Linked DNA regions of Mus musculus: regions 2, 3 and 4 are each linked to region 1. The links are chromatin loops, found by intact Hi-C in ENCODE. Cell type or tissue: heart. All regions are shown on one strand.

Region 1 (2,500 bases):
GGACATTTATTTTTCTTTATATCCTGACTTTAAAAAAAATTTATTTAATGTATATGAGTATATTGTAGCTGTGTTCAGACACATCAGAAGAGGGCACCAGATCTCACTATAGATGGTTGTGAGCCACCATGTGGTTGCTGGGAACTGAACTCAGGACCTCTAGGAAGAGCAGTCGGTACTCTTAGCCGCTGAGCCATCTCTCCAGCCCACTTACAGTCTTTTATTACAGTCCTGGAGAGCCTTCTAATCCCATTGCTTGCTCAACCATGGCTCTTAAGGTCCATCCTCCTTGTGCCAGCATTGGCTCTTGTGGTCTTAAGCCAGTCCAGTCCTGTGGGAAGCCTGGCTGAGACTGCCTCTGCCTCTGCTTCCCAAGTGCTGGCTGGAGAAGCCACAGTAGCAAGGGATCTCGTAGCTGGGAACAGAGCAGTGTAGTGGTACATCTGCCCGACTTAGGCATGCAGCTGAGTTGTGTGTTCTTTACAAGGGATTTTTGGGGTTGGAGATTTATTACAACAATGTCCTCAAAGGGTTTCTGTTTTCCCAACAAGAAGCTGTCATCAACTGTTGAAGTACATAGTTGGAAAGTGCTAGGTCTTGATTTTCCAGGAAAATACCATGTGTTATCCTTAATGAGTTCTTACCTTAAATCTCCATTTATCAAACAAATATTATTATAATCAATAAGATGACTAGTCAGGTAAAAGCACACTCCTCAAACGGGAGACAACCTGAGTTCAAGCCCCAGACCCCATGTAAAGATGGAAGAACAGTACCAGCTCTACAGAGCTGTCTTCTGACTTCACACTCCCTCTCTCCTCTCCCTCCATCCTCCCTTACAAACACAAATTTAATTTAAATCTAATGCACCTGGGGCACAGCTGTGTTCCCTCTTACAAAATATCGGGGTAACAAGTCATCGTAGATTGGCATTAAGCCTAGCTTTTGACTTGTCAGATGAGAAAATAGAGAGGCCAAGAAAAACTGAGCTCTCTACAGTCTTGGGCCGTGGATCTCAGCCCAAGTCATCACGTCTATTAATGACTGTGCTGATGGAAATAAGTGGGCTAAGACTCAGTTGGAACCTCAAGTTCCCCAGAGGACCTCTAAATATAGATGGACTCTTAACAGGGCAGCTCTTGGGGATTGGTGGGATCAGCACCAGGAACTTTGGAAGGAAGGGCTAATGTCAATCTCTCTGCGACAGAACTGGGGGCAGTACAGACAGGGGACTGAGTGGGCTGTCTACATGCAGAAGGAAGCTTGGTGATCCATGAGTTAGTCACAAAATAGGAACTTACTTCATCCTTGTGGCATGAAAAATGAAAACAACTTCATTAGAGAAAGTCAGACACAACCTGGTAACAGCTATCAATGTGAACACAGGGAACATAGGAGGGCTGCTTCCCAGCCAGGGGCCCACAGAGAGGAGCCCACAGACTCCGTGACTTCCTGGAGGGAGAGCCCTGGCCAGGCTTTTCCACAGTTCCCCTTGTTGGTATAGCAGGCGCTCTGAAGGAGGCAGCAGAGTATCATGCACATGGTGCCCTGAGCCACACTAGGTAGCATGCAGGTTGGAAGCTGAAGCCAAGCTATCCTAAGATGGCACTCAGGATCCTCCTTCCCAGTATGCTGTGCCAAGGCAAGGACCATTTCCTCTATGGCCCCTTCCACTAGGAAGGGCCCTGGACCCCAGTGTCTCCTGGGGTCCCCCCTGTTCCGCAGACTCCTGATGGGTATATGGAGCTCCTGCCAGTTAGAGAAATCAGGAATTTCCAGAGAACATAATGTGGAGTGAGGACTGATGCAGCAGTAGGAACTGTGGAACTTGTGCGGAGCCCAGGTCTGTGTGATAACCCAGCATTGATCAGCTGATGCCCTGCAATAACTCTGGGTTGCTATTCATACTTTAACATGGAAAAAACTAAGCCACACAAGGGATACCTGCTTGCTCCAGTCCCATAGCTGCTACAGCGTAAGGTCAGATGCAGCCCAGGCTCTGTTTACTGTCAGGCCAGAAAAGCCATAAGGCCTTGCTGGAGGCATCTGTCTGGCTTGGAGGACTCTTCTCAGCATTTACAGGGTGGGGGCTCATAGCACACCCAGTGAATGAGGAGCACAGAATGCCTATGTTCAGGGAACAAGGCTGGTGGTACTCTTGGCCACTACCTTCTACATCGCAGTCAGGGAACTGGGTGAGCCTGGCGAGCAAGCCCTAACCTCAAGATCCCAAGGCCCTTAGATTTTAGCATAAAGACACTGCACAGCCCACAAATCTGAATATTTACAGCCCAAGGCAGGAAAAAGCACCCAGAAAATGGTGAAGAAAAGCAGCTCATTGATACCGGCCCCACTGGGGCCCAATAGAAGGCCTGGAGACTGAAGGCCACTTCATTTCTGGGACACCCTGTACGGTGGGATAAACACAATTTGGCTTTTGGGGTTTTGTTTTTTTGGTTTTGGTCTAGGGCAAGAAGGGAATACCAATGCTAAGTGACGG
Region 2 (2,500 bases), 190 kb after region 1:
AACAACAACAACAACAAAAAAAAAAAACCAAAAAAAAAAAAAAAAAAACAAACCAGTTCGGGCTGGAGAGACAACAACAACAAAAAACCCTTGTGACTTGATTGGAAAAGGATTTAAAAAAACAAAACAAAACAAAACAAAGCAGTTCTTGTTTAGATCTGGCCTGTAGTACCAGCAGAGGCAGAAGGATTGCTATAAGTCTGACAGCCTGGTCTATAAAGCTAGTTCAAAATCAGCTAAGGCTACACAGTGAGACCTGTTTTTTTTTTTTTTTTTTTAAAAAAACGCTTTGGCTGAGCCACTGTGGGTATATCATACCAGCAGCAGTCTGGCCCTTACACTGGCCTCCTAGGTCAGCAGCACTTTACAATGTTGTATCTACAGGTCAGAGGCCTTTCAGATGCTGTTCCCCTCCGGGATATGCTGTGCCCTCTTGGGGCTTTCACACTTGGTACAGTCAGGCAGGGATTTGCAGCCAAGGAAACTGAAGCTGAGAACAGAGGTGGGCATCGGGCATCAGACCCTAAGGTTCAGCAGGGCTAAGTGAGGCTTCTAGACTTGGCATGCATGGCCTTAGTCTTCCCATCTTCTGTCTTTGCAGGCCTTGGCCGATCTTCTGCTTGTCAGTGGGGTGGCGACTGCCACAACCCTGGCTTGGCACCGAGTGAGCCCGCCGGCTGCCCGCTTGCTGTACCCTTACCTGGCCTGGCTGGCTTTTGCCACCGTGCTCAACTACTATGTATGGCGTGATAACTCTGGCCGGCGAGGGGGCTCCCGGCTCCCAGAGTGAAGGCACCCAGCCATCAGGAATGCAGCCCTGCCAGCCAGGCACCATGGGTGGCAGCCATCATGCTTTTATGACCATTGGGCCTGCTGGTCTACCTGGTCTTAGCCCAGGAAGCCACCAGGTAGGTTAGGGTGGTCAGTGCCGAGTCTCCTGCAGACACAGTTATACCTGCCTTTCTGCACTGCTCCAGGCATGCCCTTAGAGCATGGTGTTTTAAAGCTAAATAAAGTCTCTAACTTCATGTGTAACAGACTCTGTACTTAGTGGAACATCTGGCCTGTTGGACAGGCAGATGGTGGGTGGCAGCTAAGCAGGATGGTTCTGCTGCTGAGGCTGGGCCTGTCTGGGCTGGTACCACCCAGGTTCTCCACCTAGGGTGACCCAACTGGCAGGAAGAGGGTAAATTCCAGCACCCTTTCACCTGCTTCAGCCTGCTTCCATAGGCCTCATGGGTATACAGGGCACAAATGACCCATCAGGTATCACAGGCAACCATGTTGGACATTTTGATGGGTAGTGCACCCAAGACTTGGGAAGGGCTTCTTGGCAGTGCTCTTCATAGCGCTCCAGCAACTCCCTAGTGATCTGAAATGGGGGTCACGCGCCACCTACAAATGTGCTTCCCTTGCCCACCACTGGAGGCACCTTCTCTTCTATGCTGTCACCAGCTCAGATGACAATGGCTTTCTGCAGCCTTTAATGAGAAGGGCACTTGGCCTACTGGTTTAGACTGGTCTCTGGCTTGTGCTTATTCCCACAGCACAGGCCTTAAACTTTTACCCCAGCCAACTGTCAGCATGGAAGCCATGTTGATTTAGGATTAGAGGGTGCTAGAAACACTTGAGTTTGTGGTCAGCCACTGGCATCTCCCAGGCGGCCAGGCCAGGGCCTACAGAGCTCAGCTGCCTACTTCCTTCTTCAGCAACACCGCTGTGGCTACCTAGGCTCTCCAGCCTGCTGCACATGCCCACCTTGAGCACGTGCTGGCCTTTGATGACCCCTTAAGTGGAGAGAGCGACCAGGGTGTGGATGAATACCAGGAGGATTTGTCAGAGGTATAACCACTGTCTCTACAACTGGCTGGTGGCCAAGCCTGATGCTGGGCCAGCTGGTGCATGTGAAGTACCTGACTTCTTTAGAAGACTTTTAAATTATATTTTTGTGTGTACATGCCTGTCCAGTCACATGTCCCATGGTATACACATGGAGGTCAGAGGACAACCCGTGGGAGTTGGTTCTCTCTCCTGTAGCTCCCAGGGAAGTCTTCAGGCTTGGCAGCAGGCATTTTTACTCGGTGAGCTGTCTTGCTGGTCCTCTGCCAGCCCCCAGAGCCTCTTGACTACCTCATGAATTATGGCCTCTCATCCCCACTCCAGAACAAGGAGGTAACATAGAGAATGCTATTTCTCAAGGCCACCAGGTGGGACCAAGCCTCAGACCCTGCGGCCCCCAACGCCCCCTTGGGTTGGTAGTGTGGACTGGTCAGGTCAGATCTCTTCTCCAGCTTGGAACTGGGACTCTAACTAGGAAGCTAGACTGCCTTAGGGAGCTCGGAGGTCTTTCTTTTCCTTCTCATTTCTCAAAGCACACGTGGTGACATGTTGGGTCTGCTTGCAACCTTGGAGGGACACAGCCGCCCTGCCAGCCCAGCCCAGGCCTCTAGGGCCCCAAAGAGAAAAGACCAGGTGGAAAGGAGGCGTATTTTACTGCAGT
Region 3 (2,500 bases), 200 kb after region 1:
TCTGCCATCAGGACAGCAGGATGGCTTAGATGTTCGTAGATGCTGGTTTCTCATATGAGAATGGATGGGTAGGAGTCAGGCAAGCATAGGGAGAGCTTAGTATCTGGGACTCCACACACTCCACTCTGAACAACAAACAATGAGGCAAATTTCTCCTCCCCGTAATGACACCAAACTCGAACAGTTTCTATTCAAAACTACATCCTGGAGGAGGGTCAGTCTGGCCTGAACTGGCTTAGGGTGCAAGGGCAATAAGCCATACCTGTCCCCCAGAGGACTTTTAGGGAGAATCCTTCCTTTATTTACCATCTTACGTTCTTGCATAATTGGCAACAGATCTGATCAAGGTCAGATGTATTATGGGAATAGACACTCACAGTGAGTGAAGGGCTAAGAGATCTAAGCCTCTTAGTGAAAACGGAGAAGCCAGCTGTAGTGGTGCTGGCCTTCATCCCAGCACTAGAGAGGCAGAGGCAGGTGTGCCTCTAATACAAGGCCAGGCTGGTCTATGGAGCAAGTTCCCGAATAGCCAGGGCTACAGAGAGAAACCCTGTCTCAAATGACAACATAATCATCAACAAGACCACCCAAGTTATACCCCGAGGAACTAACTTTCTCTTGAACCCTGTACAAGGAAACCCCAGACAGTAACTGGGACACAAGTTATCTCTAGTCTGGGGCCATTCCTTTCTAATTTCTACTGACTCTTTGTTTTCAATAAGTTTCCCTGCTACTCTACGATCTGTGTGAACTTTCTTCTTACATTCATTTGTGTGTATGTGTGTGTGTGTGCACAGAGATCAGAAGACAACTTGCGGGAGGCAGTTGCCTTTACTGGCCGAGCCATCTCGCTGGCCCTTTTATTTCATTCTCCAATAAGAGGCTTAAAACTGCTGACACCAGCAACCTCCCAATCCTGCTTGATCTCAGCCTATGAGGCGAGCTAGTGCCCCCCAGAGGACTCTCCTGAATCTGCAGGGCTCCTGTGCCCTGGGACAGGTCTTAGGTCATACTTCAAAGCCAGCACAGAAGTGAGGACAGGGCCTAGAGGTGGCTGTACTTCTGAGGTTATTAAGTGGGAAGCAAAGAGGACTCAGAGCATAAAGGTGAGGTAGGTGGCAGCTTGGAAGGATGCTGCAGTGTGAGGGCTCAAAAGGAGGCCTAGCCTGCTGGGATGGGGCTGGCACCGGGCTGTTAACTTGCCTGAGTCTAAAATGAGTGTGAACCACAGCTGCAACCGGGACTTACTGGGCCCCTAACTAGTCCGTTCCAGAGGGAATAGAGGTGTGTGTGGGTGTGGGGTTTGCAGTCTTATCTGTGTCTCAGGACACACCCTTTGCTTGGCTGGGGCTCTGGCTTCAGGCAAGAGGAGGACCCAGTAGGGAGGCAGACCCCAGGACCTGGTAGACCTGGACGGAATGGAGCACACAGCCCAATTCTAGCTGTACCAAGTTTGAGTAGCCATAGGTATGGCACCTGGGGGCCTGTAGGGAGGGCCCCTGGAAAGGCAGAAACCCTGCTCAGCACTGGGTAGATATGGCTTTGTATTCAGGCCCCGTGGCATGGAGGTAGAGCTGTGCCTTTTCCCCATCACTGCCTATACCCTCAGACTCCTGGGACTGGTTTTCCTGGCAATATAGATGCCCTTTTCCTTTATTGAGATAGGGTCTCACCCTGTAGCCCAGGATGGCTGAGAACTTGTGATAACCTCCCTGCCTCCATCGCTCATGTTGAGATTTATAGGAATGACACTGAGCCTGGCTGTTTCTAATTTTTCCAGGGCAAGTTTAACAGCCGCCTCCTGCAGGCAGTCTTGCCTGCTTTCTCACACTCCTCTGTGATTCGAAGTGCTCTGGTACCATTGCCAGCACGGCTAGGTTCCAAGACTCCAGGACACAGCCACTGACCTGGGGCCCAGAAAAGTCTTGTTCTGGGACCTGGGAATGGCAGTCATAGAAGTCAAGTCTCAGTGACAACAGAGAACAGGGCTATGTACCTGAAGACGTGGCCCTGGGGACGTGCCACTGGGCTAATGGCGAGCGGCAGTTTCTCCTTGTTCTCCTCCAAAATGGCCTAGAATCGGAGAGAGGCGGAAACAGACCTCAATGAAGGAAGAAGCAAATAACTGATCCTGAGCTTCTCCTGTGCGCCAGGCCCCACCCCTCACATCCTTGCCTCTCTCCGAGGCAGCCCAGGGCTACCTGACCTGATGCTCTGGACTCAGGCCTCTCAAATCCCCAAGAATCCAGGCTGGGCAAAGAACAAGACACACATTGTTCTCATTCTTCCAGACACAGGTGGCAAGGGGTGCCAAACCTGTGCTGGGAGGAGCCGCTTGGTCTGAGGGGAGCCCCTGAGGGCTGTTCCTGTCCTAAACTGGTTAACAGTTTAAAACATGTCCAGACTCTGACACTCCCTTGAAAGGCAGAGTGTAGTTCATCACAGGACCCAAGGAGCTATTTCTAAATGAGCAGCAGAGAGGAAGCGAGATCTGAGCCCA
Region 4 (2,500 bases), 210 kb after region 1:
CCTACCAAACCGGTCACTACAGCTGCTTGCCCTGGGGCTGACGGCCAGTTATAACCTCACGGTATTGCCCAGGACCATCAACAATGTAACACTAGCACAAGGCTGGCTCCTCCTCTTTTACTGTCCCACAGGGCTAAGGATTGAGGCGCCTCCCAACCGCCAGCATGCTATAGTGAGCTGCAGTACAGCCCTACGTATAGGCTTAACCAGGAAATATCTGGCCCATACACAGTGTGGAACTAGATCAAAGAGGGTAAGCCTACCCCATTGAGAGGCACCGGGGAATCCTAGCTTTTGGACTCTCCCAGTCACCTGAAGGCTTAGTGGGTCTCAGATAGGAGGTGGTGTCCTGTGAAAAACCAAGCTCTTGCTTCGCAAAAGACCCTCCGCCCAGCCTAGCAGCTGCTGTCTTCATCACCCAAACCCTGTTCTCCGACGGAAGAAGCCGGGCACCCCGTGGAAGCCTAGCTCAGGTGAAGGATGGAGCCATTCTCTCAAAAGATGGGGGAGACCTTCTAAACCCTCTCTTAGCGTCGTCTCCATGTCTCAGGGCCTCCATTCTCTTTAGTGTACAAAGGGAGACCTGCTACTCACGCCGTGGGAAACAACTCCACAGAGTTCTACGGACTAAGCAGAGCTGCACAGAGCTGACTGAAATGATGCCGGTGTAGCTTGAATCTAACAGGAGCTCCTGCATCCGCCGGAGCCTCAGTTTCCTCATCCGTAAGTGGAGTCGCGAGTTCTACTCTTAATATATCAACCGAGGCGTTGGGATGCTGCGAGCCAAGCGCATGCCGGTTTGCAGGTCCCTGCGCATCCTCGGCGGGCCCATAACCCTGCAGGATGGCGGCACAGGCGCATCTCTCGGCCTGTACCCTTCTGACTCCCAGGTACATCCTGCTCCTGAACTTATAAGTGGCTCCCCTTCAGAGCTGCTGAGCTGTGCTCCCCACTCGACCGCATAGCCTGCCCGCAGCCCGTGCCATCTCGTACCTCGTGCTCCAGCTTGTGCAGAAGGCGGCCCCATAGTCGCTCTGGGACTCCCGAGGCGCGCAGCGTAGGGCCGTGCAGCGACACGAACTCGTCCAGCAGCCGCGCGTTCAGCCTCTCGGCGCGGCCGGGACTGCCAGGCTGCGGCCCGGACTGGATCTCCATAGTGCTCGGAAGAGCACGGCGCCGCCCACCGCAGGATTTAAGCGGACGGCGCGCACGCGCCTGCGTCCTGGGTTGCGAGGTTCCAAGAGTGCGCACGCGCGCTGGGGGCGTGTCTTCTCCATTCATCCCAGGACTGCCGCGAGGGATTCTGGGAACGCTGCTTAGAAGCCCCAGAGAGTCAGAATCAGGAGAGATTGTCCTCAAGGAGCCGGTGAAGCTGAGATGGGGAGGGGGTCGGGAAGAGGCAGAAGGTGCTCCCCCTTGCGCTGGTTGCAATCTTGTTTCGCCTGAATTTTTTTTTTAATTTTAGTTTAAAATTTTTATTTTTTTATTTTACGTGTGTGAGTGCTTTTATTTTACGTGTATGAGTGTGTATGTAAGTGCATATATGGCTCATGAAGGTTAGGAGACTGCGTCAGGTCCCTTGGAACTGGAATTACACATGGGGTGCTGGGATCCAAACCGGGTCATCTGCAAGAGCAGTTAACTACTAAGCCATTTTCCCAGACTTGTTTTGTTTTATTTTGTTTTGGTGTGTGTGTGTGTGTGTGTGTTTGTGTGTGTGTCACAGCGCACTTGTGGAAAGCAAAGAACAAAACATTGTAGAGTCTGTTCTCTTTCCATTTTTATCAAACGCAAGTCATTAAGATTGCATGGCAAATGCTTTACCACTGAGCCATTTGCTAGGGCTTGGTTATCATCATCATATTGCCACAGGGTCACATTCAGCTCAGACTAATCTGACCAAGAAACTCACTTTGTTTCGAAGGCTGGCCTTGAACCCTTCCTCCCTCCACCTGTCAAGCATTGGGAGACACCAGCGTGTGGGGATCCTAGTTATATCTCAAAGGTGGACAGATCTTTCTAGGGATTGGAGGAGCCTTCTCAGTCCTTGGAATGCCTTGTTGAATTCAAAGGTTGTGATAACTTGGTGTGCCATCAAAAGGGTTATTCCACAAGTGCAGAGATCAGCTTGCCTCTGCCTCCCAAGTGTTGGGATTAAAGGCATAAGTTACCACCTCCAGCCGCTTTCTTGCTTCCTGTCTATCGAGGAAAAGAGAGCCCTAAATTCAGAGAAAGACTCTGTCTCAAGAAATTAAGCAGAGAAAGGCAGATGAGGATACCCAATATCTTCTTTTAGCCTCCACTTGCACATGGCACACTCCCTCCCTGTATGCATGGACTCATATACCCACAAGCCCTCAACAATCAATCAATGACTGCATGGATCATTTCATCATATAATTTGCTAGATGGAGATGAGATAGAGGGTAGTTTAAAATTTTTTTCAATAGATGTATGTGATGGTTTGAATATCCTTGCATAAGAGAGAGAAACTGTGAGG

The links. A loop is a pair of places that touch in the nucleus more often than their neighbours do. Peaks named below come from ENCODE experiments on the same cell type or tissue, not always from the same donor. Only the 100,000 strongest peaks of a DNase experiment are listed, where the experiment ranks them.
Region 2: a loop joins it to region 1, with 2.4 times the contacts of the local background. A loop is called at or near these places in 2 of 42 quality-filtered maps.
Region 3: it touches region 1 in a loop (2.0-fold over the local background); 3 of 42 quality-filtered maps call a loop at or near these places.
Region 4: a loop joins it to region 1, with 2.1 times the contacts of the local background. A loop is called at or near these places in 3 of 42 quality-filtered maps.

The regions. Positions count from the first base shown.
Region 1 is chr15:83,382,322-83,384,821 of GRCm38, forward strand. All of the region lies in intron 7 of Pacsin2 (protein kinase C and casein kinase substrate in neurons 2), which reads right to left. Among named protein-coding and RNA genes, the nearest start is that of Gm41368, 2.1 kb to the right of the region's middle. In heart, CTCF peaks have their summits at 100 (motif pointing right) and 1,520; DNase peaks (open chromatin) are centred at 1,070 and 1,510.
Region 2 is chr15:83,573,169-83,575,668 of GRCm38, forward strand. Tspo (translocator protein) reads left to right here. Exons shown (of 4, transcript NM_009775.4): 4 at 602-1,035. The coding sequence ends at 790. It overlaps Ttll12 (tubulin tyrosine ligase-like family, member 12), which reads right to left. Exons shown (of 14, transcript NM_183017.2): 14 at 1,926-2,500. Among named protein-coding and RNA genes, the nearest start is that of Tspo, 11 kb to the left of the region's middle. In heart, a CTCF peak has its summit at 1,385; DNase peaks (open chromatin) are centred at 826 and 2,059.
Region 3 is chr15:83,582,660-83,585,159 of GRCm38, forward strand. It overlaps Ttll12 (tubulin tyrosine ligase-like family, member 12), which reads right to left. Exons shown (of 14, transcript NM_183017.2): 6 at 1,997-2,073. Among named protein-coding and RNA genes, the nearest start is that of Gm52182, 8.7 kb to the right of the region's middle. In heart, a CTCF peak has its summit at 969 (motif pointing left); no DNase peak of the experiment used is centred here.
Region 4 is chr15:83,593,956-83,596,455 of GRCm38, forward strand. Ttll12 (tubulin tyrosine ligase-like family, member 12) reads right to left here and starts at 1,202. Exons shown (of 14, transcript NM_183017.2): 1 at 994-1,202. The coding sequence starts at 1,155. It overlaps Gm52182 (a long non-coding RNA gene), which reads left to right. Exons shown (of 2, transcript XR_003951515.1): 2 at 382-1,491. In heart, a CTCF peak has its summit at 1,426; a DNase peak (open chromatin) is centred at 1,256; H3K4me3 peaks cover 1,873 bases; H3K27ac peaks cover 1,663 bases.